Linked DNA regions of Homo sapiens: region 1 is linked to region 2. Evidence: chromatin contacts called from ENCODE Hi-C or POLR2A ChIA-PET data. All regions are on one chromosome and are shown on one strand. The core of a region is the stretch at or near the end of the contact, and the rest is flanking DNA. Distances in the headings are between cores, read along the strand shown. Region 1 holds the start of NOP58 (NOP58 ribonucleoprotein). Region 2 holds the start of FASTKD2 (FAST kinase domains 2).

Evidence for each region. A loop is a pair of places that touch in the nucleus more often than their neighbours do. ChIA-PET counts read pairs that join two places held with the same protein, here RNA polymerase II (POLR2A). Pooled maps may share reads with other maps.
Region 1: a loop to region 2 is called in a map of naive thymus-derived CD4-positive, alpha-beta T cell, with 19 times the contacts of the local background. The contact joins the promoter of NOP58 here to the promoter of FASTKD2 in region 2. A Hi-C loop is called at or near these places in 1 of 168 maps with a recorded cell type or tissue (naive thymus-derived CD4-positive, alpha-beta T cell) and 6 of 50 pooled maps. POLR2A ChIA-PET finds 5 or more read pairs at or near these places in 2 of 52 experiments (CD8-positive, alpha-beta memory T cell and activated CD4-positive, alpha-beta T cell).

Annotation. Positions count from the first base shown.
Region 1 is chr2:202,264,347-202,267,046 of GRCh38, forward strand. NOP58 (NOP58 ribonucleoprotein) reads left to right here and starts at 1,417. Exons shown (of 15, transcript NM_015934.5): 1 at 1,417-1,640. The coding sequence starts at 1,596.
Region 2 is chr2:206,764,178-206,766,877 of GRCh38, forward strand. FASTKD2 (FAST kinase domains 2) reads left to right here and starts at 1,429. Exons shown (of 12, transcript NM_001136193.2): 1 at 1,429-1,570; 2 at 2,467-2,700. The coding sequence starts at 2,517. MDH1B (malate dehydrogenase 1B) reads right to left here and starts at 1,151. Exons shown (of 12, transcript NM_001039845.3): 1 at 1,073-1,151. The coding sequence starts at 1,094. RefSeq lists enhancers at 930-1,069, 1,320-1,699.

The sequences.
Region 1 (2,700 bases), core at 167-2,666, 4.5 Mb before region 2:
AAATGCAGCAAAAATAGGAGAGGCTTATTGAAAGAAAACTGTGCTAATAATTCATTTGGCCAGACAGAAGGGAACGGCCAGGAATGCTCACAAATATAGTGACAGTAATGGTGTCATTCTGAGGCCTTCGCCTCAAGGCAGGGCTTGAAAGGGGATAAAGTCTAATGGCACTAGCTGGCATTTCAAATTCTAGATGCCTGAGGCAGACTGGCACCGAAACAGCTCCTCGTTTCTCTCAAAGTGAACATATAATTCATAGAGGGTTAACAAAATAATATCGTGAAGTTTTTCCCCTTTAAATCTCTAGCGGTGGCGGGGCGCGGTGGCTCACGCCTGTAATCCCAGCACTTTGGGAGGCCGAGGTGGGAGGATCCCTTGAGGTCAAGAGTCCGAGACCAGCCTGGGCAACATCGTGAAACCCTGTCTCTACAAAAAATTAGCTGGGTGTGGTGGCACAGGCCTGTAGTCCCAGCTGCTCCGGAGGGTGAAGTGGGAGGATCGCTTGAGCCTGGGAGTTGGAGGTTGCAGTGAGCCGTGATAGTGCCACTGCACTCCAGCTTGGGCAACAGCCAGACTGTCTCAAAAAAAAAAAAAAAAAAAAAAAAAAAAAAAAAAAAGGCCGGGCCTAGTGGGTCACGCCTGTAATCCCAGCACTTTGGGAGGCCGAGGCGGGCGTATCACGAGGTCAAGAGATCGAGACTATCCTGGCCAACATGCTGAAACCCCATCTCTACTAAAAATACAAAAATTAGCTGGGCGTGGTGGTGTGTGCCTCTAGTCCCAGCTACTGGGGAGGCTGAGGCAGGAGAATTTCTTTTTTTTTTTTTTTTTTTGAGACGGAGTCTCGCTCTGTCGCCCAGGCTGGAGTGCAGTGGCAGGATCTTGGTTCACTGCAAGCTCCGCCCCCTGGGTTCAGGCCATTCTCCTGCCTCAGCCTCCCGAGTAGCTGGGACTACAGGCGCCTGCAACCACACCCGGCTAATTTTTTGTATTTTTAGTAGAGACGGAGTTTCACCGTGTTAGCCAGGATGGTCTCGATCGATCTCCTGACCTTGTGATCCGCCCGCCTCGGCCTCCCAAAGTGCTGGGATTACAGGCGTGAGCCACTGCGCCCGGCTAGGAGAATTTCTTGAACCCGGGAGGCGGAGGTTGCAGTAAGCCGAGATCACACCACTGCACTCCAGCCTGGGTTACAGAGCGAGACTCCGTCTCCAAAAAAGAAAAAAAGAAAAAAGAAAAAAAGGCGCAAAGGCTCCGTTCAGGCCCTAGATCCCGCGATACAAACTTTCTCGGCCCGCCCCAGCCCGCTGTGGCGGGAACATTCTGGAAGTGACGGCAATCTCTGCGGCAGTCTTCTGTCGGAAGTGACGTTGCTATCCCAGAATCCTCAGAGAAGGAGTAGCGCGTTCGTGCGTCCTAGTTCCAGTACAGCGTGGAGGGTTTAGGCAGCGTGTTCTGATTCTTTGCGGGACGGCGAGCGCATTTGTGCTTTGCCCGCCGCGGCCTAGGAGGCCTTTTGAGGCCGCGTAGTCGGTGTTTTTGAACTGACTCTACAGCTTCTGGCAGGCCGTGCGGCGCCCTGACCCGGCCTCACCATGTTGGTGCTGTTTGAAACGTCTGTGGGTTACGCCATCTTTAAGGTAGGTGGGAGAGCGAGCCGTTAAAGGGGGAAGGCGGATGCTGGACAGACGAGGAGAGGGAAAGACTTAAGCACGGAACTACTCAGAGTAGCGTGGGTGCCTGTTATAGCCCGGGCTCTGGGAGGAGGGAGAAGGCCTTTACACCTGAGAGCCATGTTACGTGTAACACGTGGCCCCGCCGTTTGGGGAGACCCGTTCTGCATTAGAGGATTTTATTTCCTCCCGTTGAAGGGGTGGGCAGGAGGCGTGTTAGAATTTAACAGATTATAGGGAATTCGGACTTTATTCTAGATGTTTTGAGGAATGATCGAAAGATTTTTTTTTTTTTTGAGATGGAGTTTCGCTCTTGTTGCCCATGCTGGAGTGCAGTGGCGCAATCTTGGCTCACTGCAACCTCCGTCTCCCGGGTTCAAGCGATTCTCCTGCCTTGGCCTCCCGAGTAGCTGGGATTACAGGCCTCCATCCACCACCACGCCTGGCTAGTTGTTTTTGTTTGTTTGTTTGCTTTTAGTAGAGACGGGGTTTCACCATGTTGGCCAGGCTGGTCTTGAACTCCTGACCTCAAGCGATCCACCTGCCTCGGCCTCCCAAAGTGCTGGGATTACAGGCGTGAGCCACCGTGCTCGGCCAATCGAAAGGATTTAAGCAGAGGAATGACCTGCTAATTTGTCTTAATACGGTTACTCTGCTGTGTGGAGATTAGACTCGAGGAGATAAGAACGGCAGCAAGAATACTTTTGCATTCATTTGGACAAGATGAAATTGCCTGGTATGGAGAGAAACAAATATCGATAGAAATTGTGAAGGTAGAACAGGAAGGACTGGCTAATAGATTGAATGTGGGGTTTTGGTTTAAATAAGATGTTAAGAAAGTTTCTTGGGGAAGGACTAAAGATTTCCGGTTTGGGCTGTGCGAAGCTTGCGTTGTCTATTAGACCTGATAATGCAGTTGTGTAGATCGGGCAGTTCAGTATTTCAGATTTGAAGCTTAGGGGAAAACATCTGGGCTGGTGATGTCAGTTTGAGGTTTGGTTGTTTTCGTGGGGAAAGTTTGACAAGT
Region 2 (2,700 bases), core at 179-2,678:
GTCCCAGCTACTTGGGAGGCTGAGGTGGGAGGATCGCTTGAGCCCAGGAGGTCAAAGCTGCTGTGAGCCACGATTGCACCACTGCAATCCAGCCTGGGTGACAAAGTGAGAGCCTGTCTCAAAAAAAAAAAAAAATCTCCTGTGGATGGTAGATGTCAATTGTGTTCAATGCATCAAAGAGATCAAATAAGTCAAAGACTAAACAGCTTCTATAAAAGTCAGTGGTGACTTTGGTGACAGCAGTTTCTGTCAGGAAGCAGAAGTAGAAGCCTTCTTCCAAGACTGATTGGAAGGCAGAACTGGAGATGGAAGAGCAGTCTACTCTTTTAAGAAACTTTACGAGGAGAGGAGGTAGGTACCATGGATTGTTGTAATAAAAGCCTTCTCAGTTGAGTCCTTGCTGTCAACCAGCACTTTCAATCATTCTCTCCGTTGCTGCCAAGACAGGCTTCCTAAAATGCAAACTCATTAAGACTACTCTCCTGCTTAAAATTTTTCTATAATTCCTCATTGCTTTCAGGATACAGTTCAAACACCTTTGCTTGACCTACATGAAATGCAAGGACCTGGCTCCTGCTCCTGTTGTAGCCCCAGGTCCTGTCACGCCCCACATATCCAGATCTTCTGTTAGGCCAGGAAGCTTCCTGCCTCTCTGCTTTTATTTGGAATAGCCTCCTCAGCTCACACCTTCACAACTCAGCTCCTGTAATACCTTCCCCAGCCAGTTCCTTGTGTCCACCTCTCCCTCATCCCCCAAACCCAGATTAGGAGTCTACGCTCCCAGAGGCCTGTGCAGGTCTCCTTCATCGCGTTAATCACACCGTATCAAAAGTACATGTTCTGTGCCCCATGAGACTGAAAGCTCCTCTAAGGCAGGGATATGTTTCCCTCCATTGCATCCCCAGTGTCCCACAATGCTTGGCGCACCGTCACGGTCCAGTAAAAAACTTTGAATAAATCTATAGCAAAGCATGGAGCGGTCCGTATAGAGGCTGCCAAGCCGAGCGGCCATGGGAGGTGAGCTGTTGTCGGCGTTTTGAGCAATCTGCGGGCGGACGCGGGGATCACTCACCCGCGATGACGAATTTGGCCATGGTCGAGAGAGACTCAGAGGCAGGGACCGCGGCTTCGCGGTTTCCTGGCAACCACGCAGCCAAGGGCAAGGCGCAGGCGCACTACAAAGTCTGGCGCCCAGCAGAGGTTAGGTGTTTAAAGTTAGGACCTGAATGGGTTACGTTGCGATACACGATCAAACATCGCCCTTATAAGCTCTGTGGTATCCCCGAGCCCCACTCCTGTATGCAGGGAAATTAGTCATTCTCCTTGGTAAACTTTCTTCAAGTAAGTCCTTCAGCTACAGCCGCGAACATATGCTTTTTGACCTTTGAGGGAATCCGTAAGATCTCGTGAGAAGCGCAGCTTCTCGGGGAAGCTGTCATGGCTGCTCCTGTACGTAGTCACGGTCTTGTGCTCTAAGGTGAGTGGAGGACGAGCTTGGGCTTAGCGGCAGCCCGTATCACATCCTAGACTTTTTACTTCGAGGAGAAGAGTCTCACGAGTTGTCCTGGAAGTAAGTTTAAAGGAGGTGGGTTAATGCTGGGCGGCCCAGCTGCGGAAGGACAGGCTCTTGAAGTTGGTTCTGGGGTCTGGTGAGGCTGGCTGGTTGTATAAGATCTTCCTCTTAAGCGCAGGCCACGTGCAGACATCGCTTTCGTTTTCTGCTTCTTCCACTGAGCCGTTCTACCTGCCCAGGTCCCTATTCTTGATGGTCTGGGTTCGGCCGTTGCTAAATCGTCATGTTGAAAATGATCTATCAGCCGGGCGCGGTGACTCACGCCTTGGGAGGCCGAGGCGGGTGGATTACCTGAGGTCAGGAGTTCAGGACCAGCCTGGCCAACATGGTGAAACTCCGTCTTTACAAAAAATACAAAAATTAGCCGGGCGTGGTGGCATACGCCTGTAATCCCAGCTACTTGGGAGGCTGAGACAGGAGAATTGCTTGAACCTGGGAGGTGGAGGTTGCAGTGAGCCAAGATCGCGCCACTGCACTCTAGCCTGGGGGACATAGCAAGACTTTGTCTCAAAAAAAAAAAAAAAAAAAAAAAAAACAGAGAAGAGAAAAGAAAATGATCTATCAATGCTAATCCCCTAATTTTCACCGAGGACATTTCCATAACAATGCCAACAAAAGTCTCTCCTACAGAGAAAGCTTTATGGAACGCTTTTGCACCAGAAAAATCTCATTAATACAATGACTACTTCCAAAGTGACCTGGCTTCTTTGAAACTGGACACATTGTGGTAGATTGGAGGGAGCCCACATTGGTAAAAAAAACTTTTACTGTTTTATGTAAATGTTTAATGGCTCCATAGGTTCCCCATTTTCTCTTCTGTTAAATGCATTTCATTTCTTTAAGTAAAAGTTTTGTTTTAATTTTTATTCTTTTCATTACTTCTTCCCCTACAGGAAAACGACAGCACGTGTTCTTTTTCACTAGTAGAAGTGACGTTGGTTTCATGTTGACAACTTTGAAGCCATTTGGAAGTGTTTCAGTGGAGAGCAAAATGAATAACAAAGCGGGCTCCTTTTTCTGGAACCTTAGACAATTCAGTACATTAGTTTCAACAAGCAGAACTATGAGGCTATGTTGTTTGGGACTTTGCAAACCAAAAATAGTTCATTCAAACTGGAACATTTTAA